4 separate regions of the Homo sapiens genome follow, and all the other regions are linked to region 3. A link is a loop called in an ENCODE intact Hi-C map of the cell type or tissue named here. Cell type or tissue: heart left ventricle. All regions are shown on one strand. Each heading gives the region's core, and the rest is flanking DNA. Links, peaks and the distances in the headings are about the cores only. Region 1 has its middle 55 kb from the start of DAAM1. Region 2 overlaps DAAM1 (dishevelled associated activator of morphogenesis 1). Region 3 overlaps DAAM1 (dishevelled associated activator of morphogenesis 1). Region 4 overlaps DAAM1 (dishevelled associated activator of morphogenesis 1).

The links. Peaks named below come from ENCODE experiments on the same cell type or tissue, not always from the same donor. Only the 100,000 strongest peaks of a DNase experiment are listed, where the experiment ranks them.
Region 1: a loop joins it to region 3, with 2.0 times the contacts of the local background. A loop is called at or near these places in 6 of 110 quality-filtered maps.
Region 2: it touches region 3 in a loop (6-fold over the local background); 33 of 110 quality-filtered maps call a loop at or near these places.
Region 4: it touches region 3 in a loop (2.5-fold over the local background); 6 of 110 quality-filtered maps call a loop at or near these places.

The regions. Positions count from the first base shown.
Region 1 is chr14:59,129,339-59,137,597 of GRCh38, reverse strand. It overlaps the pseudogene AKR1B1P5. Among named protein-coding and RNA genes, the nearest start is that of DAAM1, 55 kb to the left of the region's middle. In heart left ventricle, for the core only: a CTCF peak has its summit at 4,219; no DNase peak of the experiment used is centred there.
Region 2 is chr14:59,191,772-59,200,030 of GRCh38, reverse strand. The region is part of intron 1 of DAAM1 (dishevelled associated activator of morphogenesis 1); the gene reads right to left. Among named protein-coding and RNA genes, the nearest start is that of DAAM1, 7.2 kb to the right of the region's middle. In heart left ventricle, for the core only: no CTCF peak of the experiment used is centred there; no DNase peak of the experiment used is centred there; H3K4me3 peaks cover 1,036 bases; H3K27ac peaks cover 2,997 bases.
Region 3 is chr14:59,250,993-59,259,251 of GRCh38, reverse strand. The region is part of intron 1 of DAAM1 (dishevelled associated activator of morphogenesis 1); the gene reads right to left. Among named protein-coding and RNA genes, the nearest start is that of DAAM1, 66 kb to the right of the region's middle. In heart left ventricle, for the core only: a CTCF peak has its summit at 4,668 (motif pointing left); a DNase peak (open chromatin) is centred at 4,651; H3K27ac peaks cover 4,072 bases.
Region 4 is chr14:59,322,883-59,331,141 of GRCh38, reverse strand. DAAM1 (dishevelled associated activator of morphogenesis 1) reads right to left here. Exons shown (of 25, transcript NM_001270520.2): 6 at 7,917-8,250; 7 at 6,904-7,014; 8 at 6,688-6,791; 9 at 5,412-5,478; 10 at 5,065-5,182; 11 at 4,494-4,632; 12 at 4,151-4,209; 13 at 454-641. Among named protein-coding and RNA genes, the nearest start is that of DAAM1, 140 kb to the right of the region's middle. RefSeq lists enhancers at 1-124, 527-576. In heart left ventricle, for the core only: no CTCF peak of the experiment used is centred there; no DNase peak of the experiment used is centred there.

The sequences.
Region 1 (8,259 bases), core at 1,227-6,226, 120 kb after region 3:
CTGGGAAACTTCCTCAGAACACAAATGTCCTGGCCAACCATCAGGTTTATGGAGCCTGGAATCTTAGGGACATAGTCCATGCATGTGTGTGAGTGTTCCCAAAAAATTCCCAGTGTGATTCTGACACAAATCCCAGTTAAATAACCACTGATCCTAACCAAACCCTCTGTTGGCTAATCTAGCTATTTTGTCATCTCTGTGATTGCATCAAGCAGCTGAGAAGTGCTGGGGCGCTATCACACACAGGTGCCCATTGTCACTACAGTTTCATAGTCACCAGCCTCAACTGGGCACTCCGTGCTGCCCGTGCATCCTACCAAGTTTCTTTAATTGACTGGCCCACCACTCTCTATAATTGCCATTTCAAACCTTCCACACTCTTTGGCTTCTCTTCTCTTCCTCTCAATTTCAGCAGATGATTTTTTGCTTCCTAAGTGGGAAATTCACAATTTATTGCAATACAATTTATAAACCTACTTGTATTAGCACCTATTCTCTTCTCTCCTGTTCCAGTGGAGGAGGAATCTCTTCCATCTAAAGTGAATCCTTTCATGTGTTCTCTGGATCCCATTCCTCCCCACCTCCCCTAATAGACAAGAAGCAGAATTCAACTAATCTATACATTTAGCTTATCATCTTGACTTCTTAGGGCATTTTACACAGTTTACTCTGTCCTTCTTGAGCTCGTCTGTCCTTTTTCCTTAGCTGTTGTGATAATATACACTCTCTTGGTGTCTTTTGTACCTTGCTGTCCCTCCTCCAAGTCTTTTTCTTTTTCTTTTTTTTTTTTTTTTTTTGAGATAGAGTATCGCTCTGTCGCTCAGGCTGGAGTGCAGTGGTGCAATCTCAGCTCACTGCAAGCTCCGCCTCCTGGGTTCATGCCATTCTCCTGCCTCAGCCTCTCAAGTAGCTGGGACTACAGGCACCCACCACCACGCCCAGCTAATTTTTTGTATTTTTAGTAAAAATGGGGTTTCACTGTGTTAGCCAGGATGGTCTCGATCTCCTGACCTTGTGATCCGTCCGCCTCATCCTCCCAAAGTGCTGGGATTACTGGCATGAGCCACCACACCTGGCCTCTTCCAAGTCTTTCTTTACTGGTTTTTCCTACCTAATATTTAAATATTGAAGTTTCTGTGCATGTTTCTGGGAAGGGGTCTGGGAAGCACTGCATCCATGGCCAGCCACCTCATGCTCAACAATGGCACCAAGATGGCCATCCTGGGACTGGGCATCTGAATGTCCCCTCCAGGCCAGGTGACCAAGGCTGTGAAGGTGGCGATTGATATCAGGTACCGCCACATCCACTGAGCCCAGGTACGAGAATGAGAATGAGATAGGGGTGGCCATTCAGGAGAAGCTCAGGGGGCAGATGGTGAAGCGTGAGGAGCTCTTCATCATCAGCAAACTCTGGTGCACATACCATGGGAAGGGCCTGGTGAAAGGAGCCTGTCAGAAGATGCTCAGTGACCTTAAGCAGGGCTACCTGGACTACTACCTTGTTCACTGGCCAGCCAGCTTTAAGCGTGGGAAGGAATCCTTCCCATTGGATGAGTCAGGCAACATGGTTCCCAGTGACACTGACATTGTGGACACACGGGTGGCCATGAAGAGCTGGTGGATGAAGGGCTGGTGAAAGCTACTGGCATCTCCACCTTCAACCATCTCCAGGTTGAGAGGATCTTAAACAAACCTGGGTTAAAGTATAAGCCAGCAGTTAACCAAATGGAGTGCCACCTGTGCCTCACACAGAAGTTAATCCAGTACTGCCACTCTAAAGGCATTATGGTGACTGCCTGTAGTCCCCTTGGCTCTCCTGACAGCCTCTGGGCCAAGGCTGAGGACCCTTCCCTCCTGGAGGATCCCAAGATCAAGGCAATCATAGCCAGGTGATCATAGCCAGGCGATCCAGGTTTGGATCCGGTTCCCCAGGCAGAGGAACTTGATGGTGATCCCCAGGTCTGTGATACCAGAATGCACTGCTGAGTCACAGACTTTGAACCAAGCAGCCAGGATATTACCATCTTATTCAGCTACAACAAGAACTGGAGGGTCTGTGCCTTGGTAAGCTGTGCCTCTTATAAGGATTACCTCTTCCATGCAGAGTTTTGAAGGGGTGGATGCCTGCTCATCCCCAGTGACCTACACTTGTTTTTCCTGCTCATTTTTTTCTTGCAAATATAGCATGGCCTGTGTCACTCAGTGGTGGAACAACAACCACTAGACTGAGCAGCCAGGGCTTTTCTAGCTTGATGTTGGGTCTGAGGAGCAGTGTCAGTAGAGTAGAAGTCTATTCCAGTTTCCTCTGCCCTCTTTTTTGCCCAGCTGGGGAAAGTGTAGTGTGCATACCCTTTTTTTGACCAAGGAGAAGCAAAATCTACAAGGTCAAAATAGTGCCACTAACAGTCACGTTTTGACTGCTTGTAACTTTTCAGCAAGACTTCTCCTTGCCTAAAAAAAAAAGTGCTGTTGTGAGCTTAAAAAAAAATTTGACATTTCTTAGGCTGTGTACTACCATTTTAACTTCCACTCCCCCATTTTCTTCAAACCTCCATCTTTGTATTATTGTGTGTGTGTGTGTGTGTTCAGTTATAGGAATTTGGGTGTGCAAAAGTGTAAATTTCTTTTTAAAACATTTCTCATAGTCTCATTTCTGCCGACAGTAGTAACTCAGTTACTTTGGCTCAGGGTTTCTCAACCTCAACACTCTTCACATTTTGGACAGGATAATTCTTTGTTGTGAAGGTTGTCCCACATGTTTTGGGATGTTTAGCGGCATCCCTGGCCTCCACTCATAAGATGCCAGCAGCCTCCTGCCCTTCCTAGTTGTGCCAACGACAAAATGTCTCCAGATCATATCAAATGTCCCTGGAGGTGTAAAATTGTCCTTGGTTGAGAACCACTGCATTTACCTTAAACTCAGTCTCTTTGGGGGTACCTAGTCATTTTGTTTCACCTCATCTTCCTTTTCCTTCCCATCTCCCTGGGAGTGGTCAGAGGCTCTGGAGGACTTATGCATAACCTTGACATTCTCAGAGAAACCTTTGATCTGCAATTACTTCTCCACTGGCATTCACTGTTGCTGTCACTCAAAGCCTGTTCTCACAACAGGCTCACTGCAGGACCATTGCTCTGCTGGGTTTTGGCGTCTCCCCTGTTGCTTTCCCATAGTTCCTGCCTCAACATTGGCCGGTGGCTGTCTAGCTTCTGAAACTCAGCAAAATTTTTCCGTCTCAACTCTGACTGTGGCTGCCCATCCCACAGCCTCTACTGTGAGAATCTCCCTTTCTCTTCTGCAAGTTGATATTTTAGTTCGCTCTGTGCTCACTCAAGTCCCTGATCACTTGCAGGGGCTCCTTCAAGGTGGCATCTGTGTATGAGGTGGGGTCTCATCTCCTTTCTCCTTGAACCTGACTCATCCTTTCCATTTTAGTGCAGCTACTCCATGTTGGCATGGGGTGCCCTGGAAGGCAGCTTCCTCCCAGCAATTCAGACACAAAGTCCTCTGCTGTCTTGTCTTCCTGCATCTTCCTGAAGGTTTCCATCATCCCTTCTTTTCTAGGGTTTTGGACCCAGAGGGAGCAGCATGTGGAACCCTCTTACAGAGACCACATCACTAACTCCCTTTAGCTGGTTGACTCCCCATGTTCTCTCCAGCTCCCTCCCTCAAGTCTTCTTATCATCTCTCTATATTTTGGGACGAGTTCTTTTGCAATCAGAGATTAGACTTTGTTGTAAAACACTATGTTCTGAGTGCTTCATGTATTTTTCCTTCTGGAGCTTAAGAAACCTTCCCCCAACCTCCTTCAAATCTGTCTCTGCCATAGGCCTAAAACCTATTTTGGAACTCAACATAGGCTTTCGAGCCCATTATTCGATTCTTTCGTTCATGCTGGGATTTTTGGTGTTCCTTCTTCATTGGGATAATAAGCCCTAGCGTTAAGGTTCGGTAGAAACGACAGAAGTACTGGACAATAAAAAGAACTTGCCAAGAAGAAAAAATATATAAACTATTATTCCACTACCTATGACTGATTGTTTAACTTTTGCACTTCCTTTTGCGAAAGCCCTGTTCAGGGCTCACCAAATATTTCATTTCCATCAGAGCTTAATCTTTGCAGAGGAAGAAGTTAATACTACCTATTGCTGACTTTGAATGGGAGTTTGGGGATATGAGGGTCACAGAGAGATGATTACTGCCCCCTTCCTCCAAACTGTGGAGCTGACCACGCCATAAAACAGTTTCAGTCATCAGGAATGAGCTTTGAGAGGAACCACTGGTGTAGAACTTTCAGTCTATGTGGACATAACCAATAAAAAATTTGGAGGGGGTGTAAAGTGTATGTATATGTGTTTAAAATGTTATTGGCAAAGCCTGGTTGTTTTACTGCCAGTAATGGTCATTCATTTTTTCCCCTATAATTCTATTCAGCTTCATTCTGGACTGATTCAAATAGGAAGCCGACACGATGTCAACCAAAAATCATTTTAATCTCCAAGTCCCATAAAACAATATAAAATACTCATATAACTCACTTTCCTGGAATGAAGTTTATAGCAACTAAAGTGCTTCCAATTTTATTTTTAGAAACTGGTTCATGCATTTTACATTGAATTAAGTCTAGTTCTTTTCTGTGACAGTTGGAGAGATATTTTAAATCTCAGCCAGTGGGCAAAGCATAATTTGTTTCTGATCTACATTTTTGCTTTGAAGAAACCATCAACTCTATTAATAAAACAAATGCTGTTTTCTTTTCCTTGAGAATCCACAACCTGCACAGCCTCTGCTTGACAATCTGAGACAAAATAAATGTGATAAAATGGATTTTATATTACAATGAGCCAACCTGACATGGAAGTCAAGGGACTGGTCCCGAAGAGTGACAATTACATTTACTGCATTCCAGAATCAGCAATACATTATGGTCCCTGCCTGCAAGTGCTTCTGAATGGAATTTCAAAGCCCTTGCAGATCCATATGTAGCCTTTCAAGATAAACTGTATATCAGCTGGTTCCTAAACCGCAAAACTACTGCCCACAGACAAAAGCATAATTTAGAAAAGAAACTCCCATAAAAATACACAGATGAAATATAGGTTGAAAATGGTGTGTAATTACTGGTACATTACTGGTCATTACTGGTGTGTTAAGAATCTGCTCTGATTAAAGAGATAATAAATCTTCAAGGAATTAAATAATTCTTAAAAGGCAAAATGACACTTAATGATGGATTTCTATGACCCACTAGGAAAAACAAAAAAAACACATTGTATGTGGGTAATTAAAAAAAAAGTTTCTTGAAAGACAGGATAAACACTGACTATCATATTTGCTACAAATGTGGAGATCAAATAACAAGTAAATCTTTGGTAAGCCCCTCGCCGTCTGGAATCAGCTCAGAAAAAACAGAAAGGAGAATTCAGAAAAGCCACAAGGATGAGAACTGTGGGCTGATAGATGACAACCCCCAAAATACAACTGCTGAAGAGGTTTAGATGCAAACCTCAAACCACTTGTATTAACTAATTGACCCTCAGCATGTGCCACTGATCAATCATTTACATCCTGACTGGTGAGTTCTTTTTAAATGATCGTTTTTATGGTTGTATTTATTTTTATTTTGGAAACTTGCAAACCTCCAGAAATGCTGAAAGAATAGGAGGATAAAAACCCTTATATCCTTTACCTACATTTATTGACTGTTGACATTTTATCACATTTGTGATACATTTGTGCACTCTTTGTATATATTCCCCCAATCATTTGTAAGTAAGTTGCAAATATTAGACTCTTCCTGTTCTACATACTTGAGTATGTATCTCCTAAGAGCAAGGACATCCTCTCACATAGCCACAATACTGTTATCACACCAGGAAATTTAACATTGTTATAAATGTACTGTCTTTTATACAAAACATATTTGCATTTCCCAAATTGTTTCCAAAAATGTTCTTTATAGATTTTTTTTTTTTCTGATCTAGGACCATCAAGAATCATGCACTGCATATGGTTGTCCTATAACTTTTGCCCTTTAATTTAGAACAAGGGTGAGCAAACATTTTCTGTAAAGGGACAGATATGAATACAAATATTTATATTTATAAATAACATATAATAATATAAATATTTTAAGCTTTGCAGCCCATACCGTCTCTGTTGCAGCTGCTTAACTGTGGTGTTGTAGCACAAAAACAGCCCTAGACAATATGTAAAGGAACGAATGTAAGTGTGTTTCAATAAATTCATATAATTTTCAAGTGCCATGAAATATGTTTCTAATTTTTTCCAGCCATTAAAAAATATACAAACCATTTGTAGATCACAGGTCATCAAAAGCAGTAGGTGGCAGGATTTGCCCTACAGATCATAATTTGATGATAACATATCTAAAGCAATCCTCTGCCTTTTTTTTTTAAAAGGAAACATTTTACTGAAGTATATGGAAATGCACACACTTTTAAGTGGAGAGCTTGACGATTTTTCACAAGGTGAACAGGATCATGTAACACAACTCAGAATAAGAAATAACTGTGACTTTATTTCATTTTTAAAAAGTTCCACTTATTTATGTTATGTATGTGGATTCAAAGGTGGTTAGCTAAGTGTGTTATTATAGAATCCTTCCAGAAATGGTTTTAACTGTTATTATTAGAGTCCTCATCCTCTGCAGTGAACTGAATATCTCGTCTTGACAACGATCCTGCCTTTTGGGCCAGGGCAGCTAATATGTGTGATAAAGTCATGCATGGAACCATTTCAGAAAATATGCCAATTCCTGCAGATTCCATGAATGATTTCACCCCTTTCTGTAGAGCTCTCTTCCGGCTCTCCGCATTACCTCGGAGGGTGCCCAGGCCTGATAGGCAGGAAGATGCTGCTTAAAGAATGGACTTAAGAAAAGGTAGACGTCAGCAGGGCCCGGGATCTGGGAGGTCTGGCTTTGTTCACAGGCTGGAGGGAAGCCAGGAGCCGTCATCCCTGGTGGGTAACTAGTTGATGAGACCACTTAAGACAGTTCTTTTACCTTGTTTGTTGCACTTTATTTACCATGGGGTGCAAAATTTCTTGGCTTTGTAAAAGCAAAACTTGGAAAGTTTCCTTTAGACATGTGAATGGTCACGGGATCTCCTCCTGATACGGAAATAAGCTGCCTCACAAGTTCCTAGCTTTTCTATTTACTCCAGGCATCTTCAATATGTTTATAATATTTTTAGAGATTATCCCTAGTGTGAAGTGGGGATTAATCCATTTTTTTCCAGGACACAGAGCCAAACATCAATTAGCTTTTCTGAAAATGGCAGAATTTCTTGGATGATATGTGTCCTAAGCATATTGATATCAATATGTGTCCTAAGCAATCATCCAAGGGCACATAATTTTTTTTTTTTTTTTTTGAGACGGAATCTTGCTCTGTCACCCAGGCTGGAGTGCAGTGGCGCGATCTCGGCTCACTGCAAGCTCCGCCTCCCGGGTTCACGCCATTCTCCTGCCTCAGCCTCCTGAGTAGCTGGGACTACAGGTGTCCACCACCACGCCCGGCTAATTTTTTTGTATTTTTAATAGAGACGGGGTTTCACCGTGTTAGCCAGGATGGTCTCAATCTCCTGACCTCATGATCCACCCGCCTCGGCCTCCCAAAGTGCTGGGATTACAGGCGTGAGCCACCGTGCCTGGCCAGACACATAATTTGGGAGAGGTACAATCAAATAAATGGTGGTCTCGCCTTGAGGCTCAGCATGTGGGTTCAGTTACTTTCACATGGGTGAATTTGTTTGAAGAAGCTTAATCCCAGGACAACGTCCACTGCAGATTTATAATATTCTCCTAGGAATATCACATTCATATTTCAGAATAAAGACCCCTCTGTAGGTCTAACTTTGAGAGACCTGAATCAACACTGAAGAACTGAACAGGCTCAGAGCCAGCTTCGCTCCTGGGGTTCTCAGGCCCTTTCTTTTTTTCTACTCTCAGACCTAATTTTATGTTAATATCCATCACCTCCCTCTCCCTTAAACTATTTCTACTTGGCTGAAGGCATTTAACTATTAATTCTTCGATTTTATTGAAAAATTTTTTTCTATGTTCACATCCCAAATAATAAAATGGCACAATTAAGCTAATCAACATGGCAAAGGATCTATCCCTACTAGAGAACAGAAACCAGTCAGACAGCACATACTGGGGAATTCCAGGTTGGGAAGCAAAAAAGTTGCCATGAATCCTGGTAGCTTCTTCTTTTAAGTTTGTTTATGATGATG
Region 2 (8,259 bases), core at 1,942-6,941, 59 kb after region 3:
CGCAGTTTCCCAGATGAATTCCAATTTATCCCTAAATATCCAGGCTTGGTTCAATGATTAAAGTCTTCAGACCATCCAAAACTCTGTCAAATGGCTCTCAACCCGGGGTGATTTTGCCCCCAGGGGACATTTGGCAATGTCTGGAGACATTTTGGGCTGTCTCAACTGGAGGAGGGGATGTTACTGGCATCTAGTGGGTAGAGGCCAGGGATGCTGTTAAACATCCTACAGTGCACAGCACAATCTGCCTCACAACAAATAATTATCCAGTTTCAAATTTCAAGAGTGCTGATGTTGGGAAACCCTGGGTTAGAATACAAAAATGGGTCATCTGCCAGCCCACTGCTAGATAAACCTTTGAAGAGACATTCATCCCAATTTAATTTAGTTGAAAATAGGAATCACAAACTCAATGTCTTCAAGGGCCAAGGAGATAAATATCACATAAACTAAGTGGCTGTGCATTAGGCACTAGAGTGTGGTAAGGTCTGTGACAAATCAGAACATAAATGCTCACTAAAATATCACTCCTTTTTAAAAATAATACTGTGCTGGCCAAGCAAAACATGGACAGCTGGCTACATTCACTCTGTGGACCCCCTGGTGGTCAGACTCCAGTTTAAAGTGGTGATCAGCCCTGCACGGTTGCATGCGCCTGTAATCCCAGCAACTCCGGAGGCTGAGGCGGGAGGATTGCTTGAGGCCAGGAGTTCAAGACCTCATGTCAAATTTAAAAAAAGAAAAACAATTAAGTAGAAACTAAAAAGTGATGATCAATTTAAACAGAACTGTATGATCACCAAAAGACTCTGTCGAGTTTCATCCCTTATATCCTACAAAACTCCTGAGTTGTGCAGTTGAGAAGAGACTGGGGATCAGATCATGGGGCTTAGCTCCAGCCAAGAACAGGATCTCAGGACACCATGCCAAGGCAGGGGCAGCCAAGGCTGAAAACTGGGGGCGAAAAATCGGAGTTCTCCCTCACCGATCTCCATTTTAGGGAAACTCAATGGATATTACTTTGATGAGTACACAGTGCCACATAAGTGAGGTCATTATTTTAAGAGGATACTGTCTTCCCAAAAATTTAGAATTTTTATCCAGAAGATAGCTTATTCTATGTGAATACACTGTGAATGAGGAAAGAGAGGTCCGGAAAGTTTAAAGGAATTGCCACGATTACCCAAACTGAACCTAAAATCAAAGAGTGTGTCTTTTTCTCTGTGCAATTGCAAAGCACCAAAAGACAGGTGAAGAGATTTCATTCAAGGTGTCAAACATGTGTGATTAAACACTCTACCAAACAGAAGTTACATGTAAATTGAATCTACATTTACTCAGCATTATCCTCCTTCCTCATTAGAAAAGTCACCCACATGTTTGCCCCACATCACTGTTGTAAAATCTCTTTATCCCCTAACAGAAGCATTAAAAGCAGGTTAAGTATTTCCACCCCTCCTTCCGGATCAGGCTGTAGAGAAGAAAGGCAAATCAGCAAATGGGGCCAGGCACGGTGGCTCATGCCTGTAATCCTAGCACTTTGGGAAGCCGAGGCAGGCGGATCATGAGGTCAGGAGTTCAGGCGGATCACAAGGTCAGGAGTTTGAGACCAGCCTGACCAATATGTTGAAACCCTGTCTCTACTAAAAATAGAAAAATTAGCTGGGCATGGTGGCGGGTACCTGTAATCCCAGCTACTTGGGAGGCTGAGGCAGGAGAATTGTTTGAACACAGGAGGCGGAGGTTGCAGTGAGCCAAGATTGCACCACTGTACTCCAGCCTGGGCAACAGTGCAAGACTACGTCTCAAAAAAAAAAAAAAAAGAAAGAAAAGAAAAGAAAAGAAAGGCAAATCAGCAAATGGAAACACAAGAAGGAAGCCCCAATGTGAATGTCCCCGAGTGTACGCATGATTTCTGTTGGAGGAATTCCTGGCCTGAAGAGACAGCATAAACAAAGGCCATCCAGAGGGAAACAAATGATAAGATAAGTGAAACCCAGCAACTCTCTCTGTCCTCCCCTCTACCTACTTCCCTCAACTTGTTCGTCAGAAAAACAATCTGAGCTTGACAGAATTACAATGTAAGCCTTCCTCTCCCAGCTGCCTCACAGCTCTCATTCTAAGCTAGAGGGTTAAGGGGGGAAGACATGCTTTTCTGTAAGGTCAGTGATGGGGCTCCCAAGATATGGAACTTGGCAGACTGGAGACAGCCATCTCACCCTGCCCACAGAGAAGCCAAAGGAGCAGAACTGTCAAACTGCAATGCAGGGAGTATAGAAAGAAAAGGTAAGGTATGGAAGAAACGTAACTTCAGACACAGCCTGAAAAGAAATTGGGTTAAATATAAAACTATATACATTTTTAAAAACATTTTAACCAGCCCTTAGCAGAAAATATCATAGGCAAGGCAGTTTCCTGCCACAGTTCCTAGAACTTCCATAGTTGGAAGTGTTACCTACTCACAGAATCTCAAGCCCTAAATGGGTCAGAGTATTTCCAGTTTAATCTCTATTCTTGATTTTTAAAAGACGAAAATATAATAGCAGGCCTGTTCATTTAACCTTCTGAGAACATGGTGCGGTCAGTCTCAGCCATTGGCTTCAATTCCAGCATTTATTTATTGCATGTCCTCCAACTTTTAGTTCACATTACCAACAGTGCTGAACAAAGTACCTCTAACGCAGAAATGACTGCCACACAAACAGGATGGGGAAACCAAACAGAAATGGTATTGTTGTTTCTTTTCCACCATCAGCCTAAATCAAATAGCAGCCACTAATAATGAGTTAACTGTAGTTGCATTTGAAAAAATAATTCCCGCGGTGGCTCACGCCTGTAATCCCAGCACTTTGGGAGGCTGAGTCGGGCGGATCACGAGGTCAGGAGATCGAGACCATCCAGGCTAACACGGTGAAACCCCGTCTCTACTAAAAATACAAAAAACTAGCCAGGCGTGGTGGCAGGCGCCTGTAGTCCCAGCTACCCGGGAGGCCGAGGCAGGAGAATGGCGGGAACCTGGAAGGCGGAGCTTGCAGTGAGCCGAGATCGCGCCACTGCACTCCAGCCTGGGCGACAGAGCGAGACTCCGTCTCAAAAAAGAAAAAAGAATTCCAAATGGGTTGCCTTGAACAGAAATGTATGACATTTTCCATATTCACAATTTCACCAACTTTCAAGAATAGAGAATGCAGCAAGTTTCTTCAGTTTAAGCTGTTTCATTTCCTTTAATTTCTTACAATTAGTTTTTTTGTGGGTTTTGTTTTTTTGTTTTGTTTTGTTTTGTTTTTTGAGACAGAATCTCGCTCTGTCACCCAGGCTGGAGTGCAGTGGCAGGATCTCAGCTCACTGCAAGCTCCGCCTCCCGGGTTCACGCCATTCTCCTGCCTCAGCCTCCGGAGTAGCTGGGACTACAGGCGCCCGCCACCACGCCCGGCTAATTTTTTGTAATTTTAGTAGAGATGGGGTTTCACCGTGTTAGCCAGAATGGTCTCGACTTCCTGACCTTGTGATATGCCCGCCTCGTCCTCCCAAAGTGCTGGGATTACAGGCGTGAGCCACCGCACCCGGCCCATTTCTTACAATTAATTTTGTAGTACATTCTGGGGATTTAGAAGGGTCCCTGGTCTAAACCTCTTGTTACAGAACTGCGGGTTCTAACTTGTGTCTAAACATTTCCCTGCTTGGTTTTACCAAATCTCTATGAAACTAATACAAATTTAAGCTTAGGCACATATGAACAATCTATCTCATCTGGTGAATAATGTTGACCACCATCCTTTACTCTTCTTCTTGGGCACAAATATCCAGAACTTTATCTAAGAGTAAGTCCAGAAGTAGCACCCAAACACACATTGATGGCATCTGTCATTCTGCCAAGAAAGGAAAAAGATCAAGGCTATTGGCTTTGGCAAACTTTCAAGAAGCTGCCCCTAGTCCTGACCTAATCTTCACAGGAGGACAACTGTCAGAAGCATACGGTTCCTTAGCAAGCTGCTGGCAGTCTTGCCTCTCACTTACAGGGTTTTCCTACCAGTTCGCTTTAAAATATGGCACCTTTTTTTGCCCTTAGTAGTGATAGCTGTGCACTGATATGTCCACAATGTACAGTCTAGTCCCCAAAAGCATGATTAATTTAAAAAAAAAAAAGATACAGAAAAAATCTGACTAGAATTACAGGTACAGTTTGTGGCTCCAAAACAAGGCAAAGCTAACCCATGCCCTTGACCTGGTTTGTATGTCACTAACAAACTGAGCTAGCCAACAAGCCAGAATATAAGAACCTATCTCAGAAAATAAAAGATGGGCATCTGTATTACCCCAACAATGCCCAAAGCTAGGATCTGGGCTATCTACTCTTGTAAGCCTAAATTCAGGAAGTCTATCAGATAGGCAACATTTTCCAATCACACTGCAGGTATTTTTTTTAGACATAAAAATGACAAAGACCAGTTTAATAGGTGACCTTAATTGTGTGCCAGCAGAAATACAGGTAGCCTTAAAACCCCAATCCTGGTGTAATTTATAGAACAGAATAAACCCAGGTTATTACTAAAGGTGAATGACATACTTAAAAAGTATAACAAGATGAGGCCAGGCGCGGTGGCTCACGCCTGTAATCCCAGCTCTTTGGGAGGCCGAGGCAGGCGGATCACGAGATCAGGAGATTGAGACCATCCTGGCTAACACGGTGAAACCCCATCTCTACTAAAAATACAAAAAATTAGCTGGGCGTGGTGGTGGACACCTGTAGTCCCAGCTACTCAGGAGGCTGAGGCAGGAGAATGGCGTGAACCTGGGAGGCGGAGCTTGCAGTGAGCTGAGATCGCACCACTGCACTCCAGCCTGGGCGACAGAGCAAGATTGTCTCAAAAAAAAAAAAAAAAAAAAAAGTATAACAAGATGAATGATTAAGAAAAAAGAAAAACCTTCTGAAATCAATGTCTGTTCAAAAAATTTTATGATTGTGTAGCCTAATGGCTAACAAGCCTTTTGTTTTCATGTTTCCCTTCCTGGCAATATGCCGTTAAGGCATAGCTTTCCTATTATTTCCTTGTGTTTTAGTCAATTGTCTTCATTAAATATTGTCTAAGTGGCACAATATCTAGTTTTAAGCCAAAAGGAAAAGATCTATTGTAAGTCACGAAATCGCACCAACTGCATTGGAAATTGAACTTGCTTCCCTGGTTTTCCCCATTTAATTCACAACTGTGGCTATGGTTTAAAAGAATAGAAATTGTTTATTTGGCACCAAATTTGCTCCACTGTAAAAATAAATAAAAGTATCTCTTCTGAGGTGGGGGGAAAAAGTTTATTTTAATATCTAAGGCTATCCAATATTAGATTACATGTTTGACTACTGCTCAAGTGTTCATTATTTTCTTTTCAAAAGAGCTTTCACAATGTATGTTAAAAGACTACAGGGAAGAGGGAGGCTGAGAAATTATGGGCCCTCTTAACTCTCAACACAGGCTTCTGTGGCCCTGTTCAGGGTGAGAAGATCTTTTATCAGATGAGGGATTCAACCCAGTGAAAAGTTACCTCACTTAACAAATAAGGTCTAATGCTGGACAGGCTCCAAACAGATTTAGAGTTGTAATATAAGAGCATTTCCTTTTTCAAATAATTTGTCTATCGTTCATACAGCAAAGGAGAGCTCCAAAGTTTTATCATTTAAATACTCAAAAACAACATTTTTAATCTCACACAACATTTTCTGTTCCAGAAAATCAGGCTGTAAGAACCTGTGACATGAAGAAGTCATTTTACTCTCAATTAATCCAGGACTTACTGACCCAGCACTGTCTGAGAATTAAGAGACTCAAAGGAAGCTGTGATTACCCCAACTCGAGTTGCAGAGAAAAGAATAACGTGCCGGAAAGTCAGAAACCAGGCAACATCAGGATGTATAAAGAACTAGACTGCTTGAGTCCCTAACCTGGTCTGCCACTTACAGGCTGTGTGGCCTAAGCTAGGCAAGTTCTTTAACTTCTCTGTGCCTCAGTTTCCTCATCTAGAACATGGCAATAAAAGTATCTATCTTGTATAATTATGTGCAGTCAATGACGTAGCCCATGGAAAGTATTAGAAAGGGCTTGGCATGAGGTAGGCACCTCACATACAATATCGGTATCAAATTAGCTGTAAGTGTTGTGTGGTCAAGCTAAGTGCTTTAAGGAGGAAGGGCAGGGAAGGCTTCGTGGAAGCTGTGGCACCTGAGCTAGATATGAAAGCACAAGATAATCCAGACACTCAGAGGGAAGCACATTCCAGACGTGGACAGCCATTACTGCAGAAAGTCACAGACAGAGTAAAAACCAGGAACGCTTAAACATCAATGAGGAAAACAAGCTCACCAAAGCTGAGGGTGTATTTGGTAACCCCAGATTAATTGGGAGTGATGGGGAAGGCTCTGCACACTTGTTGCTGTGCTTCTAGGACTTAACATTCAGTTCATTTTTAGACACATGTTCTATGTATGCAAACTTGTGGACTATGAATGCAAACTCTCCCTGAAATGCTCTGTTCTCCCCCTGCTCCTAGAACAGTGGAAAGGATACTAAAAAATTAAAAGGTAACCTTTTATTTCTGAAAAAAAAAATCTGCTGGATGAAATATAGGTCACTAAAATCAACTTGAATCTCATGTTCGTCTGTCCCTGTTTCAGTGGGGCTACAAACAAGGTGACAGCTCAGAGAAAGGGGGTGAACTTCAGATCCACACTTCAACGCTGGTCTCTATCAGCAGCCTCAGCCACTCTAAATAATATAATCTACATAAAAGACAGTACACTTGCTAAGTGAATGCATCTTCAAGAGGGGTATCATCCACCCTAGCCTGATCTGTCAACCAGACATTACCTCCAAGCCACATACAGAAATAGAGAAAATGCTCTCAGTACCAGTTTCTTAAATAGTACCTGTGCAATCAATTTCCTCTAAACTTTGAGGGTTTTGTTGTTGTTGTTGTTGTTGTTGTTTTGAGACGGAGTCTCGCTCTGTAGTCCAGGCTGGAGTTCAGTGGCGCAATCTCCGTTCACTGCAAGCTCCGCCTCCCTGGTTCAGGACATTCTCCTGCCTCAGCCTCCTGAGTAACTGGGACTACAGGCACCCGCCACCACACCCGGCTAATTTTTTGTATTTTTAGTAGAGACGGGGTTTCCCCGTGTTAGCCAGGATGGTCTCGATGTCCTGACCTCATGATCCTCCCGACTTGGCCTCCCAAAGTGCTGGGATTACAGGCTTGAGCCACCGCGCCCGGCCTAAACTTTGAGGTCTTGAAACCACTACAACAGATGCTGTGCGTACTTAAGATTGGTATTCACTTAGAATATTACCTCTATTACCAAGTTAGAAATTGTAATACCAAAATAAGTCACCATATTCCTCATCCAAAGAGGAAAAAATCACAACAGAATATAGAACTTCTATTTTGACTGGTGTCCCCTCTAGAGAGAAAACAAGTTTGCTAACCCAAGTTGGACACCTTGCTTTGTTTCCGGCAATATAAGGATAGACTTAACACTGGAAATACCAGAGCACGGCTTGAAGCCAGGGAGGGCCCCACAGCAGTTACAAGCTCTGTGATTATTTCCTGAACCAAACACCTAGGGCACTCAAGGATACCAAGCTTTGTTGGAAAAGCATGTTTCCTCTGGTCCAACAGCTGCAACTTTAAAGTGTTTTCACACAAGACCTCAAGTTTCTCTTTATGCCATCTCCCAAATATTTACAAAATGAAACACTTTCAATCAGAACTTTTGCTTGTAAACACCTTATTTGTTTTAAGGACCATAGTGCCAACACTAAAAGCAGCCTTTTAAACAAAGTAGCTCAAAACCACACACACACACACACACACACACACACACACACACACACACACCCCTTAACAAGCAGAACATGTCCACAAAACAAGAAAGCCAGGATTCAAATTCCTTAGCACCTATTCATGGAGCTCCTGTAAGCACCACCCAAGGATGTGACCCACCACACCCTCTTCATTATCACACCTCCTCACTAATTTACTAATTTATGCTCCTGAAAACCCACAGAATCAGACTACTGGATGGTAACATGTTACAAATATTGGGCAAATGTTCTTTCACATTTCTTTCACATCAACCAGCCTGAAACAACTGATCCTGTTTACGGAACGGCTCTGCCTCAGGTGAGAGGACTATTGTCTCCCAGCTCTTCTGGGAGACACTGGTGGCCTGGCAAAGGCTTCTGGGTATCTTTCTCTTGGTGTCTCTCCCTATTC
Region 3 (8,259 bases), core at 1,822-6,821:
ATTCCCTCATTGAAGAATCGGGAGGAAAAGTGACATGGCACATGTCACTTAGTGTTTTGCACACAGAGGTACAATCAAAGTATTTACAGAATAAATAAACAGCAATAGTTTTCCTTTTGCATGCTACAAGTTTCACTTAAACCCAAGTTATATTACATTCTGGCTGCACTGAGGAGGGGCGAGAAGTCGGGGGTAACGTTAAGATCTAAAAATCAGTCCAGAGCATTTTTCAAGTCTTAAAAAGAAAATCCCAACAGTTCTGTAAACAAAAGAATATGAAGTTCTTGGCTAGTTTCGGAGATGGGTAATAAGACACAGAGTCTACTATACTTAAGAACCTAATTGAAATCCTTTCAATAAGTACCAAAATATTGCCTTTGACAGGTAATTTGTATGTGGAAGCCTCAGTGAAACCCAAAGGCCAAGATTTTATGCTGGCTCCTCCATGGATCCCCAAATACAAGGTCCTTTATTAAACCCATCCCTAAACTCTAGATGATGGCATGTGTTGGAGATTTCCAACAGGCATCCATTTTTTCCCCATATATGGAGCTCCACTATTCAGAGCCTAGTCTTTCAGATACAGACCAAAACAGGAAACAAAAGGAATCATTCCGCTGGACCCCTCAGAAGAACCTGCCCACCTTAACTTCCCTAGCACTTCACTGACTAGTGATCCCAACAACTGCCCAGTATATATGATTTAATATGCATATTCGCACCCATCACTTCATTTCATCATTCTCATTTCACAGGTAAGACTTAAGAGGAGACTATCACTTCATTTCATCACCCCCATTTCATAGGTGAGACTTAAGATGGAAGGAGGTGGGCCATCAGGAAGACAGAAGTTTGAGGGGCCACACACTGAAGAGGTCTCTGCACTGGCCCTTAACAACTTGATTTTCCAGCCCCCATCTCCCAATACCCTGAATGCTGCCCATGCCCAAACACACTTGATTTGCTGGTAAAGGTAGAGATGTTTATGCGGAGAAGCCCATACATCATAAAAGTAACAACAGCTGCCCCAGCCCATCATATCCATCCATTTCATCATTAAGTCAAATGTTTATCAAGTAAAAATTATGAGCCAAATATTCCAAACACTGTGCTGGGCACTAAGGGAAGAGGGATGAAAATGAGAAAAGATGCCTGTGTGCTTTGGGGAAGGCAGGAAAAAAATCAAGAAAACTAAAACATTATTCCTGAAGTTGGCTCATGTTATAGGGGATGGAAGGAAGAACGTGAAGAGCAATGGTGGTAGTGGTGGGAGGGCAGGTCCTTCAGATAGTATGATCAGGGATGGCCTCTCCTGACCACATGCATTTAAGCTGAGACCTGATGGATAAAATGGGACCAGCCCTGCAAAGTGTTGGGGAAGAGGATTCTGGGTTAAAGGAGGTGTGTGTGAAGACCAGGGCAGGTGGGGAGCCGGCATGTTTGAGTCACTAGGGAAGACCAATGTGGCTGAAGCCTAATGGGCCATGGTGGATGCTGAGTCGTGGGGGTGCTAGGAAGGAAGAGGCTGAAGATGGCAGGGTCCAGACCAGAGGAGTTACGTGCTGGAAGGAGGTCTCTGCCCTGACCCTTGCCAACTTTATTTTCCGGCCCACATCTCCCAATACCCTAAACATGCCTCATACGCAGGCACGTGCGTGCACTCATCAGTCCTCGGCAATGGTTGCACTTTTCAGCCCACACGTCTACAGTGTCCTCAGCCTGCGGTGTCTTCCTTATCTGGCTCTCTTCCACTCACCATTCAAGATTCTGCTCAAATACTGCTGCTTTGTAGGCCTTCAGTTTCCCAGGACAGTTACACATTTCTTTCTACACCTCTAGCATGATATACATATTTGAGTGCCTTTTTTTTTTTAATGTCCATTTCCCCCACTAGACTGTGAGATCCTGATGGCAGGGATTAAGTTTTAGTCAATCCCTGGCACGTAGTATATTCTCAACAAATGTTTGTTGAATGCAAAAGTATAAATTCCTAAGTGAACAGATGGTCTCACCTCTGAATGTCAGAGATACGTGACTGGGTGTTCTTCCCATAGTTGTCTGCAGATCCGTTTTCAAACCCACCAAGACATTTGAAGCCAATCAGATCATCAAGTTCTCCTTAGGCACTTGTCAAGCTTTCTGATGCTGACAGAAGCCTCATAAATGAATTCCATCCTTGGGATATTTGCAGCTTTCCAGCTTCCCAAGAGCGAGGAGTTTCTGGCCAAACTAGCTGGTGCATAGTTTTTCAACTCATTCCCAAGTAAGTGCCATTGAAAAGAGACTCGCTGATAAAATCTTTTAGACATTTCCCCAATATCTTATATTCAGTCAACATTTTGCCCAAGAAAATATTCACTGACTCAGCCATCATGATCTGAACCTCCTCAATACACCCACAGAGTGTTAGGTACTGGAGACACAGACGAAGAAAACTCAAAATGCCATTTTGGGAGATCATAGTCTAGTGCAGACATACAGCAGGGAGGGGAGTTGGTCCTTTTCCTGTCCGATGAAGAAGGAATGCATAGCTTCTGAAACTAGGGACCTAGGTTTCCATATCGGTCTCTTTTTAATCAGATCAGCCTGAGGAAGAGGACTAATTCCACCATGACAGCTGGGCCCTGAACCAGAGCACATCTTCTAATCTCAGCTTCTGGCATTGTTGCAGAGGAAGAAGTCACTTCTGGGACATCCAAACTGCAATCCATCTATAACATTACAGATGACTAGTGCTATGCTATACACAAGGAAACAATTTAAAAAGCTTCTTAAGATTCTGGAGCAGGTGCATTTTCCTTAGCAAAGAGTAAGAAATCCAATCCATCTGTGGCCTAGCTAGAAGTCAGAGTCATTTGTACTGCTCTTCAACAAAACAGGCAAGACTCTCAATGTAGCAACAGTCAAAAACTGAGGCCAAATTTTAGGGAATGTGGATGATGATAATTATGATGATAAAACATTGGAGAACAACCTACAGTCCACAAGAAAACCCTCCCTAATACTTTCCCTTTGATAATGTCAAGTCACAATATATGTGATAAGTAAAGTTTGTTTTCCACAAACCAAGACACAATCAGTATTTAATACATGAGTGAAATGTTAAGGTTGGCATAAACAAAACAGATTTTTGCTGATATGCAGACTATTTTAATTGATCCATCAGGACTTCTGCCACACATTTATAAGATGACTGTCCAGACTGAGGAATCCAATTGCCAAGGTTTTCCTCTAGCTAGAGGGGTTTAGTGGAAATGGCAGTCAAGATATGCTGGAGGGAGGGAGGGAGGGACAATTAGTTCCTGAGAGCCACCAACTTGGTTAGAAGTTGTGAGAGTTTTTACATCCACTTGCAAAGTGCAGTGGGGACCATAATTGTTCTTCCCCACTTCTATTATATGAATCAAGATAGACAGCATTTGACATTGAATTTTCCTAAGAATTATAATCTCAACACTAAAATATAGTCATTGTTCTGGTACTATAAATGGTCTCTGGAATTTCTGAAACAATAGAATTCATGTCACAACCATAAAAAGAAGGACAAGAAAACAGAGTTATGCAATAAGAGCATCTTTAAAGAGAAAGGTTGGGGGACCCTCCACTTTAGTTGCCACACCCATGTTTTCAGAACTGCAGTTTACCTCACATTTTGCAATTTTCCAGAGGGCTCTGATGTGTAATTTGCATTGCAACAACACAATAATGTTAACCCAAATTGTCTTATCAAGAAAAATGTGAAAGGAAAAAAACTACTTTGCTTCTCTCCTTGGCCATCCCTCTCCTCTCTCACATTCCTCATGTCTGGTTTCATTTCCCAAATACACCAGATGCCAAATACTATTTGGAGCTTAAAAAAAAAATCACGGGATATAGTCTAAAGCTTATAGGAGAAACGTCTGAAAGGGAATTGTGTGTTCCCCGCAGGTTTCAACATCCTCTCCATCAGGAAACGGAAAGGGCGTTTCTCAGTCAGTGTGTTCAGTGGAGGGACAGCCCTGCCCATACACTTGATCACAAAAGGATGTTCTAATAGGGCACTTCTTGGAGTGGCTCCTGGAACTTCACCCAGCAGGTGGTCCTCTAGACCCAGTAACTTTTCTGAGGCAAGAGGAAAATAATGAGAGCATCTATGCACAGGGAAACCAATATGCAAATGTTCAAAAAAGCCATTAGCATCCTGAAAACACTTTCTACTTCTGTCTGCTCTCTCTGCCTCAGCATAGGCAGGGGACACAGAGTGGAAGCCAGAACTGCCCACTTTCTCCCTAGATAAGGGAGGAGGGCACCCAGGTGAAGTCCATGCATACCCTCAGGCCAAACCAGGCCTCAACCAGCATGTAATTAACAGGCTTTCTCCAAGCCCTGCCAGAAACACTATGCCCAACTCTGCATGTAAGCAGCAAAGAAGAGGACCTCCAAGTTTTGATCCTAAAAAGCTGGCAACAACTGTTCTGTGTCACGTAATACCATAACCATGGGTTTAGGGTATAAATCCCTAAAGCCAATATAACAAGGTTCTCGAGTTAGGAAGTTTGTGCTGTTCACGTGACAGAAACCAGAGTCTGGAAGCCAAGACATCTCGTCTAGATCATCTGGGAGAGGAGCCAAACCCAAAGTGTCCTTGGAGCACCCGAAGACATCACAGCTCACAGAGAGCTGTGCCCTCCCCCTGCTGACCTGTTGCTAGTCTGTGAGTTAAGTCAATAAACAAATGTAAGCTGAAGTCAAAAGAAATGCAAATAATTTTCTCCCTCTGGGTTCCAATCTGTCTCTAAGGGATCCACTCAGATACCGTACAAAGACAAATTTAAATTGTGGAGGCTACAAAAACATAAAATATTACAACTCCACAGCCAGCTTTGTCACATCAAAGCTCTCCCTCATCTAAGAGGCCAAGTTTTGTTCTTTACAAATATACAAAAGAATGCAACTTTCCTGAATCACCAGCAGTTCTTTCAAAAATCTGAGACTAAGGCCAGCAGTCATGGAAAAGAATACTTGTATGTTACAAGATACCGGCAATCACCTGTACTCTACACACTCTGGTCCTCTATGATCCAGGTGTAATGACCCCTAAAGTCAGTCTTCACAAATACAGGTAAATGTGGCTGCCTCTGAAAATGTCCCCCTACCACAAGGAGCACACTTTTGGTATTTAAGGCTTCAGATCTTCCCAAACAAGCAGTCCACCCTTTGGTGCCATCCACATAGAAAATGCAAATAATATTAAAAGACATTGTTTAAAAAAGAAATATATTATTAGGCATTTTTTAACTTCCTCACAATTGAAATAATGCAGGCAAATTTTGAGAGATGCGAAGTTGAATAGATATATACTTAATTTCAACAATTATGTTTACCATATCTTGAAGCAAAGTTTACTATGGATTAAAGAAGATACTGGAGGTACTCTGGGCTGAGGGCTCATGGTCACACTAAGTCCCTCTCCCTGGTGAGGCCTAGACAGGGTCCCCTGGGGAAGTGAGTACTGCTCCCAGCCCTCACAGCCCCAAACCAGATGTTGTTCAATCTTGTTCCTTCTCAAATATTATAACTGTATTTTATCATGGAGGCATTTTATTGCCAAAGAGGTATAATTTTTATTTCTACACAGGCTTCTGTGGAGAAAAATGGCTCTTGGCATACTTGGTAAATGACAGTTTGCTGAACTGAAAATAAAGAAACAAAATTTTGCCCAGAGGTCTTTATATGTTCATGTTTACACTGAAAGCAAATTTTAAAACTCACTAATTACCTTCCTCTTTTTATGTTCTCCTACTTTTATGCGAAGATTACTTTAATACAATTTCAACAGGAGAAAATGAAACATCACAAAGAACAAAGATTCTTGGTTAAAATTAGCCTCACTCTCTGGTAACAATTAAGAAACCTCCAACTTTCTCACGAAGATGCCTGTGCTTTCCAGTTAGGGAAAAACTGATAGACACAATATCACATAGGCAGCCGCAGAATTGCAACACAAGTTCAAATAACAGCTCCACCACTTCTTTCTTGGAATGACTTTAGGAAAGACACTTACATCCTCTGAAACTCAGTTTTATCATCTGTAAAAATAAAGTTGTACATATTTTTGCCTCCCCTCTGTTGTAAGAAAGTGAATTAAGATGGTTTACAATGAAAACACAATGAGACGAAAATTTCAACACAGAATGAAACACAGAAAGTCAAGGTGGGAGAAACCCAGGGGGCTGTACACGAAAAAATCTAAGATTAGGAAAGCTAGAGCACAACACTTTGGTGTGAGCTTCCAAGCAGCCCATGCAAAAAAAGAAAATGGATGGATCATGTAGCTGTACTAATTAAAAGAAACATGCCAATTCATGTTTCACACCAAGGGGAAGATTGCTTCTTAGCCCAGGGAGAAACTGTTCACAGGCATAGTCTAAAGGTTAAATGAGATGCTCTGTCTCCTCATACCATCTAGCACCCTGAAGTACTCAAGAAATGTTTGATGGCTTTTGAGTGGACACTATAAAGGGAAGTGGGAACTACATTAAAAAGTTGGGGGTGAGGATTTATTTGTTAACTACTGTTTGGTGGAAATATGTTAACCACTGTTTGGTGGAAATATGTTAACCAGATTCCTTTCTCTGACATTCCTGTGTGTATCAGCAGAGTAAATTCCTGGCATGAGACTGGTTTAATCTCTATAGGGCAGTTGTCATCACTAAATCAAGGGCTCTGCAGGTTGGTCAGCTTATCTGCAAATTGTGGGAAATTCTCTGAGGGTTTCTGGAGCAGGACGGGAAAAGGCATTTTTTTAAAAAAGCTTTCCTGTATATTTTGAAGAATTCAGCAGGTTTAATATTCCAATCCAAACAACTGTACAAAAACTCTGATATTTGCATACCAAATTTAGTTACTGCAAGGACACTGACATTTGTAATACTGATATGATTCCCCTTGATATCCTCAGTCACTGATCACATCTACTTATCCTTTTGCTTTCTAAGTCTGAAGGTTATCTTCTCTGGCCAAGAAGTGGTTGTGAACTGATTACCAAGATGGAAAATCTACTGCAAACCCTCAAGATATAAGCACCCAGGGCCGCTGGCTTTCACACTTTTTCCTCAGAAAGATCATTCTGAACACATGTGGACACTGCCACAGTTTGCCATTACAAATGTAAAAAAATGTTTAGAGAGAGCTAAGTATATGGTGAGTCCTGAGTTGAAAATTACAGTGTGGCAAGCTGTTAATTAGAGCTTGAGTCTCTCCACAATGCCTGCTGCTCAGAGGGACTCATTTGGGGCAGCACGCTGAGCTTTGCATCATGGCCAGCACTACACCACACCTCGGCTCCAGCTTTTCTTAATGCGTCCTGCTGATGATGCAGCAAGGAGAAGCCACCCAGAAACAATGACAGAATCACATTATAAAAACTGGAACTCCCTTCAAAAGCAGCACCCTGCCCTTTGTAAAGATTCTACTTACAAATTTTACATAATGGATGTTCAAAAGAGGCATATGGAAAGATGATGAACGCTTCAACTGTATGCAAGATGAAGTATAGAAATAAGGCAGTAGAGAGGACAGTCGCCTCTAACACTGTCCTGTTTCAGGTGCTGTGTGGCTCTAGGAGGTATTGCTACACATCTTCTCTGATGATTAAAGGCATTAAGTTGGTATGTCAGCTATAAAACTTCCAAAGACATGACATTAAAAAGACTTAGAGAAATAACGCCTTGACTCAGAACTTGCCCGACCTCCCTTCATGTTGAGAACTTTCATAAGCATTTAGATATACGATCCTCTAAAAATACAACAAACTTAAAGGAAAAAAAAAAAAAAACACGGCGGAGTGAAAGATGACTGAGGGAAGAACCTCAGCCCCACAATGGGCAATCTCCTAACCTGTGGATGGGAAAGTCAATTGCACCACCTCAGTGGAAGGCAATCTGACAGTGTCTGTTATTATTTTAATGCACGGGCCCTTTGATCCACATCTTACACTTTCTAGATTGCATATCTAAGAATTTGACCTGCAGATACATTCATACACAGGCACCAAGATGTATCAACAAAGGTGTTCATTATGACTGTGAAATAGAAAACAGGTTTCCTAACTTGTAATAGAGAATCATGTGTCTTTTAGTAGGGGAATGTTTTAATAAATGTTGTCTCATACTTCAGTAACAATGCTGTACCACACACCAATAAAATCGGAATCTCTGGTGTTGGGGCCCAGGCATGGGTATTTTTCCAAGCCCCATAGGTGATTCCAATGTGCAGCAA
Region 4 (8,259 bases), core at 1,752-6,751, 72 kb before region 3:
CTGTAACTTGGCCTAAAATGTTTATTATAGAGAAATTCACCCTTCTGAGAATGTTTAAAGGATCGGTAAAGTCGAATGGACTCTTTTGGGCCTTTATGGACTCCAGTGCATCAACCTTTTGTACCTGACACTCAAGTACTTGTCTGGGATGCATTCATATCTCTCTCACTTCTTGCACCATCACAGACAGTCTGGTTTTCATGAAGTCAGTTTTCACTTTAAGAAGCTAATGCAATTTCCTTTGCTCTTAGATTTGTACAGTATTTAAAAATGCACCCCCAAACAGCCTCTGCTGCCTACATGATAGCAGAGGGAGTGAGTCTCCTAATTGTGATGAATCATGAGCCATTTCAGATTTTATTCCCCCAGTATGAAGTTCTCTACTTAAGGGTGAGGGGCTCTAGGGTCAGTGAGGCCTTGGCAGCTGCCCGTGAGCTGAGCGGAAGACCTCACCCTGCTGAGCTCATGGAGCTGTGCTGTGAGGTCCGCCACCTGCTGCTTGACTTGCTTATGCTCAGTAGTCTCCTTTTCAAGTTTCTCTTTCATTTTATTTAAGGTCTGCATCATCTCTTCCTTCTCTTGAGTCTTAGCATCACATTCTCGTTCTTTCTTTTCCAGTTTCTGTTGTAGCTCATTGTGCTCTACACGAGAAAACAATTGGACATGAAAACAGGAGAGTCTTCAAAGCTGAAGCATTTTCTCTAAAAGAAAATTGACTGAGGATGATGGCAGAGATTATGAGGATCTTTATTAGGTAAATATTATTCCTCTTCTCCATCAAAGGGAGCAACTCAAAGGCTAAATGATGTTTGTGCTTGGAGTGGGCTTCGGATGAACAATGTTATTATTAACTACGTAAGAGACTGAAGAAGAGAGCCTACACTCACAGTTCTAAACACAGAACAAAAGTTTGAGTGACTTCTTGTGGAGGAGAATGGTAACTGTTTGGTAGTTGATTCAGAATCTTGTCATTAAAATGGTCCTTTAGCAATACAAGGAAAAAAATAAATATTCAAATGGCCTCTTTTCACAAATTAGAAGTGAGACAAAGAGTAGTTCAGCTTTTATGAATTAGGTTTGCCAGCTCACATCCAACCAGCCGAAGGGCTGGAAGGGAGGGTCTCACCTGTGAGGAAGAGCTGCTGTCAGACCCAGGGTTTGTCCCCAGATGGAATCACTTCTCCCATCTCCCCTCAGAAGGCTACTTGAAGTATTTTATGCTTTCAGTAAACAATTATTAAGGCATATGAAAGCAAATGTTATCATCTCAGTATTAAATATCTTAAGGGGAGTGGGGTCAGTAGAACGCGAAAATCATGGTAACACAGGGGAGAAAAATATTGACTCTTAGCTGTAGTTTTACTGACTTCCTCAATCCTGCTATAATAAAACAGGGCATCCAATTCAGCATAATGCATATTCACATTGCCAATGAATACAAGCTTGCTGAAAGGAGTGATGAGTTTTGGAAAAGAGAACTAACAAAGTTTAGGCTGCGGATTTTTATTTCAAATACATGTCCCCAATTCCTATTCTTTTTATATCAATAAATCCACTAGAGGTATAACCCACTGGGGCCGAGCTATACTAATAGAGCTGGTCTCTATTTCTGAATTTGCTAACACATTTAAATTCTTGTTTTCTCTGTCTCTGACCTTCTCTCTCCTGAGTTCCCCCAAATTAGAGTTTACAGAGAGGAGTTCAAGCCACTAAAATCCCTGGATTTTGTCAGCAATCCACTTCTACCACTCTGTTGTTGCCTCCCTAACTTCTCCAGAAATACATCCAAAAATGACCTCTCTATATCCCATTTTCCTTCTTTTATCTCCATTTCATTCTTCTTTCACAATTTCAGGACTAGAAACTTGCCTTCCTCTCACTGGTCATTAGCTTTTGATGAAGCTGGCTGTGTCTCAGAATTACCTGAGAACTTTCAGCATTTCAAGACTCCCCAGACACTATTCCAAGAAGTCTATTTTGTAGGTCGACTACAGGGCTTAGATGATCCTGATGTATGCCAGGTTTGGGAAGCTCCAGCCTAAATGACTCTCTCCACAAATGGTATCTATTTACCATTCAGTCACTAAGCTTTTATTGAGCACTTCCTGGGTGTGCTGCCCTAAAGAGAATTCTCCCCAAATATTCTCTACATTTTAGGTCCACAGAACTTCTGTCTCCTTATCACTTCTACCCTTGGACTATTTTAACAAAATATGCCCTCTTGAATACAATTTTGCCACCTGAAGCTTCTAGAAAAAAACTAACATTTAACTATAATCTTTCCTCTTTTAGACTCTACCCATCATTTCACTTTAAAACACTAAAACAACCTGTTCCTCCCACTGACATTGGTGATTTTCTTTTGTACCATCTCAGCCACCTAAATCCTGCAACAGTGGCTATCATTTATTGTGCAACTAGTATGTGCCAGACACTATGCTAATGATCTTATATTTGTTTTGTCATTTAATCTTCACAACCACGCTGTGAGTCAGGATTAATCCTCAGGTTGCAAAGGTCGAGACTGGGGGAGAAGAGAGGAAATCACTTAGCCCATCCACACAGTGAGAAAGGGGGAGAGCTGAGACTCAGACCCAGAGCTCAGCACAGTGCCTGACACATACAGGCATTCAACAGGTATTCACTGAATGAACGAATGAATGAATGACTCGAAAGCTTACATCCTAAGTGCTCTCCTCAACCTGCACACTTGAGTCTCCATGCTCTAGAGTGTATTCCTAAAATATCCACTCATTGACTATTTTCTCTTTGGTTTAATCTCTTTACCCTGATTTTTAGTCAATGTTTCTATCATTTTTGTAGCAGTTTCTGAAATTTATTTTTTAAAATGCATGTGCAATGTCACTTATTTGGGAGCAATCTGAATACATATGAGGAACTCGTAACATAACAGTAGTTAGTTCACAATTGGTATTTTCTGATATCAGTTATGGCCCTGCTTTTCTGCTCAGTGGAAATGTGATGAGAGAAAAGGAAATGCTTAGGCATCTCTGGGACCTGCTTTTCAGCACATTAAATATTGGGGTGAATGCTATTGTATTTCATTGGCTGTGAGTGAATAACTTGGACAAGGAAAAGGAAGTCAGTTAACCAGTATGGTGAGAGCATGGTAGCTGGCAGTATGATTATTTCCACAAAGAGGCCAACTTCAATTTGTTAATATTTTAAAACAGGAAGGAAAATTACATACATTTCTCTGTATGGCTGGTACACTGATGGACATAAATGTCTCTCCTATCATTTGATACTAAGAGATAATATCAAAGACATATTCAAATACACACTAATAGCTGGCCAGCTAATGTTTCGTAACACATATCTCAGCAATGGTCACTGATTTTCTGAATGACTTCTCTTTTTATAACTGGTACCAAATCAAGGTCATGGACAGAATTGGGTTATTGAAACCAAGTAGGCCGGGCGCGGTGGCTCACGCCTGCAATCCCAGCACTTTGGGCAGCCAAGGCGGGTGGATCACGAGGTCAGGAGATTGAGACCATCCTGACTAACATAGTGAAACCCCATCTCTAATAAAAATACAAAAAATTAGCCGGATGTGATGGCGGGCGCCGGTAGTCCCAGCTACTCGGGAGGCTGAGGCAGGAGAATGACGTGAACTTAGGAGGTGGAACTTGCAGTGAGCCGAGATGGCGCCACTGATTCCAGCCTGGGTGACAGAGCAAGACTCCATCTCAAAAAAAAAAAAAAAAAAAAAAAAGAAACCAAGTGACCTGTTCTTCTCTTTTAAAATTTTGGATAATTCCTCAAGTCCCTTATTACATTTCTTAAAACCCAGTATGATTTAAAGAGCCATGACGGAGTAGGGGAAGGGTTTGAATTATTAGTAGTTAAGAAAATTTGATTTAAGGAATACTGAACAGCAAATGCTATAAGCTTTTCAAAACATTTACATGATTATAATAAAAGGATAAAATATTTGAGAATCAGTATGACAACTAAAATAGCTCAATTTAAGAAACTCAGTGCAAAATGCCCTTAAAAGATGGAAAAAGAAAGGCTGCCTGCACCAAGCTAACAAGAAACATCAATGTAAATTTCCAAAATATATGGAAATCAAGGTCACCCAATAACCAATAACACAGCCTCTTATCAGGGCCTCATTATTTACCTTTTCTCATTTTTTCCGCTTGTTCTTTCCACTGCTTAACTTCATTTTCATTAACCAACCTGTGTAAGAGTTCAAGGAGCATTTATTACAAAAAATATAAAAGGTCCACTGCTAACTGCATTCTCCCCAGGTACAAAAATAGTCTACTGCAGAGAAAATCCTCAGTGCATGCTTGAAACCCATTTAAGACCAGATGTTACTTAGCTATAGTGCATGTGTACAGTAACTCATATTTGACCCCTAGAACATTTCAGCTCTCCCAGCTGTTACTCTGAAGTAGGATAAAATAAATATCTTACATTGTCACCATTATCTCACAGCAGCAGAATAAGAAGAGACTTACATTCGTACGACATTCTTAATATTAAAGTTTTCCAAAGGTGTGGAGTCAGGGTCCTGTCCTTTGTCATTCTGGATAACTATCTGCTGTATAATTCTATCTAGTAGTAGCCAGTACTGAACAGTGTTGCCACTCCTCTTGTCTAAAAAAGAAAAGAATAGTGAAAAAAAATCTTCAAGTTGTTTCTAAGCTAGGATGAATATTTGTCAATGGTGGTCACCCTTTAAAGCCACCAAACCAGAGATGTTTATAACATCTGCACCAATGCTTCCCAAAGTTATGGAATTTTGACATGCAATGATCATTTATTTGATTGAGAGGTACCCTCTACCCCTTTCTGAACAGGTTGTAAGGCATATTTTTTATTTTTAAAATCAAAATTTTAATTTGTTTCATTTAAAAAATTTTGTAACACCCTTTAAGCCATGTAGACACACATACTTGGCTGTCATAAAACCAAGGCTTGGAATCCCTGGTGTGCACCCAATGTAATCAGCACTGTGCAGGAGCCAGAACCCATTAGGACAATGTCCAAACATTCAGAAGCACACATGTGAGTCACGAACACACTTACAAGGCATTTGGAGGCAGTGGTGCAGGATGGACATGAAATGCGGGTAAGCTTCACTATGTGTCAGCCTCTTCCTGGTCAGCTCAAACATCTGAGTTGCACTTTTTGTGTCTATGTGAACCTATTTCACAGGAAAAAGAAATCAAATCAAACATCTAAGTTCCTCAGTTTCCCCAGTGTAAAGTAAACTCAAAGCAAACAGAAGCTAATCCTGCCACTTAGGAAACAAAATAGAGCTTTGAGTTTGCTTTTAGGTTGCCCTAAAGTCCATGTGGACTCTACAACACACATTACAGACAGAAATAATGTGAACTGATGAATCAAACCAGAATAATTGTAAGCATACGTACCAGTTCAAATCTTTTGGCAAATTCTAGTTCATCTTCATTTCGGAGCATTTCAAAAAAGTCTAAATGCCTGAAAAATAATGAAAGAAAAGTTATTAAGTAGAACATCCTATAAACACAGGTGCATAAGACTGAGGACATTAATATCATGGTTTTTCCTGACTTTTCAGAGATATCTCAAAAAGGAACAATGTAACAAAATTTGAAAGCTTCAACTTTGTTCTTTCTAAGAAAAAAAGACATCACCTGAGCGAAACAGATCACAATATGAGAAAAATTTAAAAGTCTACGATGCCTAGCATACAGTAGGCAATTATTAAATTAAAACTAAATCTAAAAACAATCAAGTTCAGATTCCACTATGGATTCCCTTTATGGAAAAACATGCCCATATACCTACACTTAACTTCCAGCTGAATTAAAGATCACAAAAGAAATGATCATGCCATTCATTTATTCAGTCACATATGTATTGAGCTCCTACTATGTATTCTACACACCCAGGATACATTTTATGAAGACAAACACATCAGGGTAAAGGAAATAGAAAATGATGGCAGATGAGGTGAATAATGTACACACAGTGGTTAGAACAGGTCTCTCTCCAGGGAACTAGGGAACCAACAATTTGGACATCTGTGAAAGATCTTTTGAAGCTGAGGAAACAGCAAGCGCAAAGGCACTGATGCAAGAGTGTTCACAGAATATCAAGAAGAAGAGCATGTTGGAGTATATGAATATACAGGAGAGGAGAGCCGTGGTAGAGAAAAGCTCTGAAAGCAAGTTGGGATAGCTTAGACTCAGTGAAATGATAGCAAACGATGAAATGAACAGGTAGTGGAAATTAACATTCACAGAATGCCTATCAAAGGGGCTAAGTAATTCCATAGGTTTTATAGTCAATTTTTACATCATTCCTGGAAAATCACTGTCATTATCATCATCACCACCAGCACTATCTTTTGCAGTTATAAAAACAGCAAAATTCAGAAAAATTGAGTAACTTCACCAGGATACACAGGAATAAGAGGCAGGACTAGGATAGGATATGAATTCAGGTCTAATGCTAAAACCCACATTAAGTTCTCTACATAATGTGCTGCTTCCCTCATCAACAAAGTCTTACTATGAAAACATCATTAGCTGAACTAACATTCTGATACAAGCTCTTTATGTTACAGACAGGGCACAAGTAACCACAGGCCAGCACTTGATGAGGTATTGCATTACACAGATGGGAAACACAGAAACTTTCTCACATCATAATAGTCTGACTTACCTATCTAATGTTGAATTTTCGTGTTCCCTTAATTTATCTATTACAGGTTGAATTCCTAACATCAGAAATTCATAGCGAAGATGAAGTCTAAAGTCCAAACTCTCCTGAAAGTAAAATGGCAATAAAATACATATTTGTGGTTTTTAGACTACATAATAATCACTTTTTATAAATTATTATTTACTAATATATTTTTAATTTGTAGAAGGTTCTTACCACTCCTGCACCTTGGCTGAGCACTGCATTAATGAAGGACATGATGGCAGTCTTGAGACTCACTTCATCTCGATACCGCCCAGTGCTTTTATCCAAGTCGTTAATTAATGTCTATCAAAAATAGAAAAACAAAGGACTGAAACGTTACTAACCTTATGCTCATTTTATGAATTTTTTTATACTCAAAAGTTAACTTTTTTTTTTTTTCAGACGGAGTCTTGCTCTGTTGCCCAGGCTGGAGTGCGGTGGCATGATCTCAGCTCACGGCAACCTCCACCTCCCGGGTTCACGCCATTCTCTTGCCTCAGCCTCCCGAGTAGCTGGGACTACAGGCGCCCACCATCACACCCAGCTAATTTTTTGTATTTTTAGTAGAGACGGGGTTTCACTGTGTTAGCCAGGACAGTCTCGATCTCCTGACCTTGCGATCCGCCTGCCTCAGCCTCCCAAAGTGCTGGGATTAGAGGTGTGAGCCACCAAAAAGTTAACTTTTAAAATCTTACGTTTAGACAGGATTACACTGACCCATAGAAAGCCACCCTTTTTCTCCTTAAGAACAGTCCTAAAAACTCTAATTTCAAAATTCTTACATCATACATACATGTATACAAAAGCCTTTGCTTCATTATCTCTGCTTGCTTTTTACATCCAAGTAATATAGTGAAATATGAAAAATTATTAATATTGATCCTAATTCAAGAATGGCAAGCTGTAAAATTTTCAGGGAACACCCAGTTTGGTGGGTTCAAAAGATGTGTGCTATATGACATATAGGATGCAAGACCACATTTTCAAGTTCTGCAAATCTAAAGGCCCAGATTCATCAACTATTGAAAGTATACTCTATTCTCTGGTTCTTAAACCTAAGAAGAAGGGAATGTTTAAAGTCACACTGTGAGTAATCACCACAAGAGGACATCTCAAGTAACATTCCCCTTTCAGGGACAGGAAAAGCACGTGTTTGAGCAGACTTTAAAGAAGGGGTGAGTGAAGAAGGCTGAGCGAACACCCACCTGAAAGCGGGTCCTTTCGCTGGCATACTTCTGGTAGTGCAGCATGGCCTGCAGAACCTTCTTGTGGCCCCCGGGAACCAGGCACACGGCGCCCAAGATTTCCAGCACGGCCACCTTCGTTTTAATGTTCTCTGTGCTCAGACTCTGAGCAATTACATTAATACTCTCAGAATGAGCCAGGACGTGAGCCCGGCCTTGAGAGTTGTTCATTAACGCCTTTATACAGCCAATGAGAGAAGTATGTATTCGAGACTCTGAGGTCTCGTAGTCCATGGTCTTTAGAAAGTTGAGGATACATGATAGGCCATCCAAGTCGATGAATCTGGTTACAAACCTGTCATGA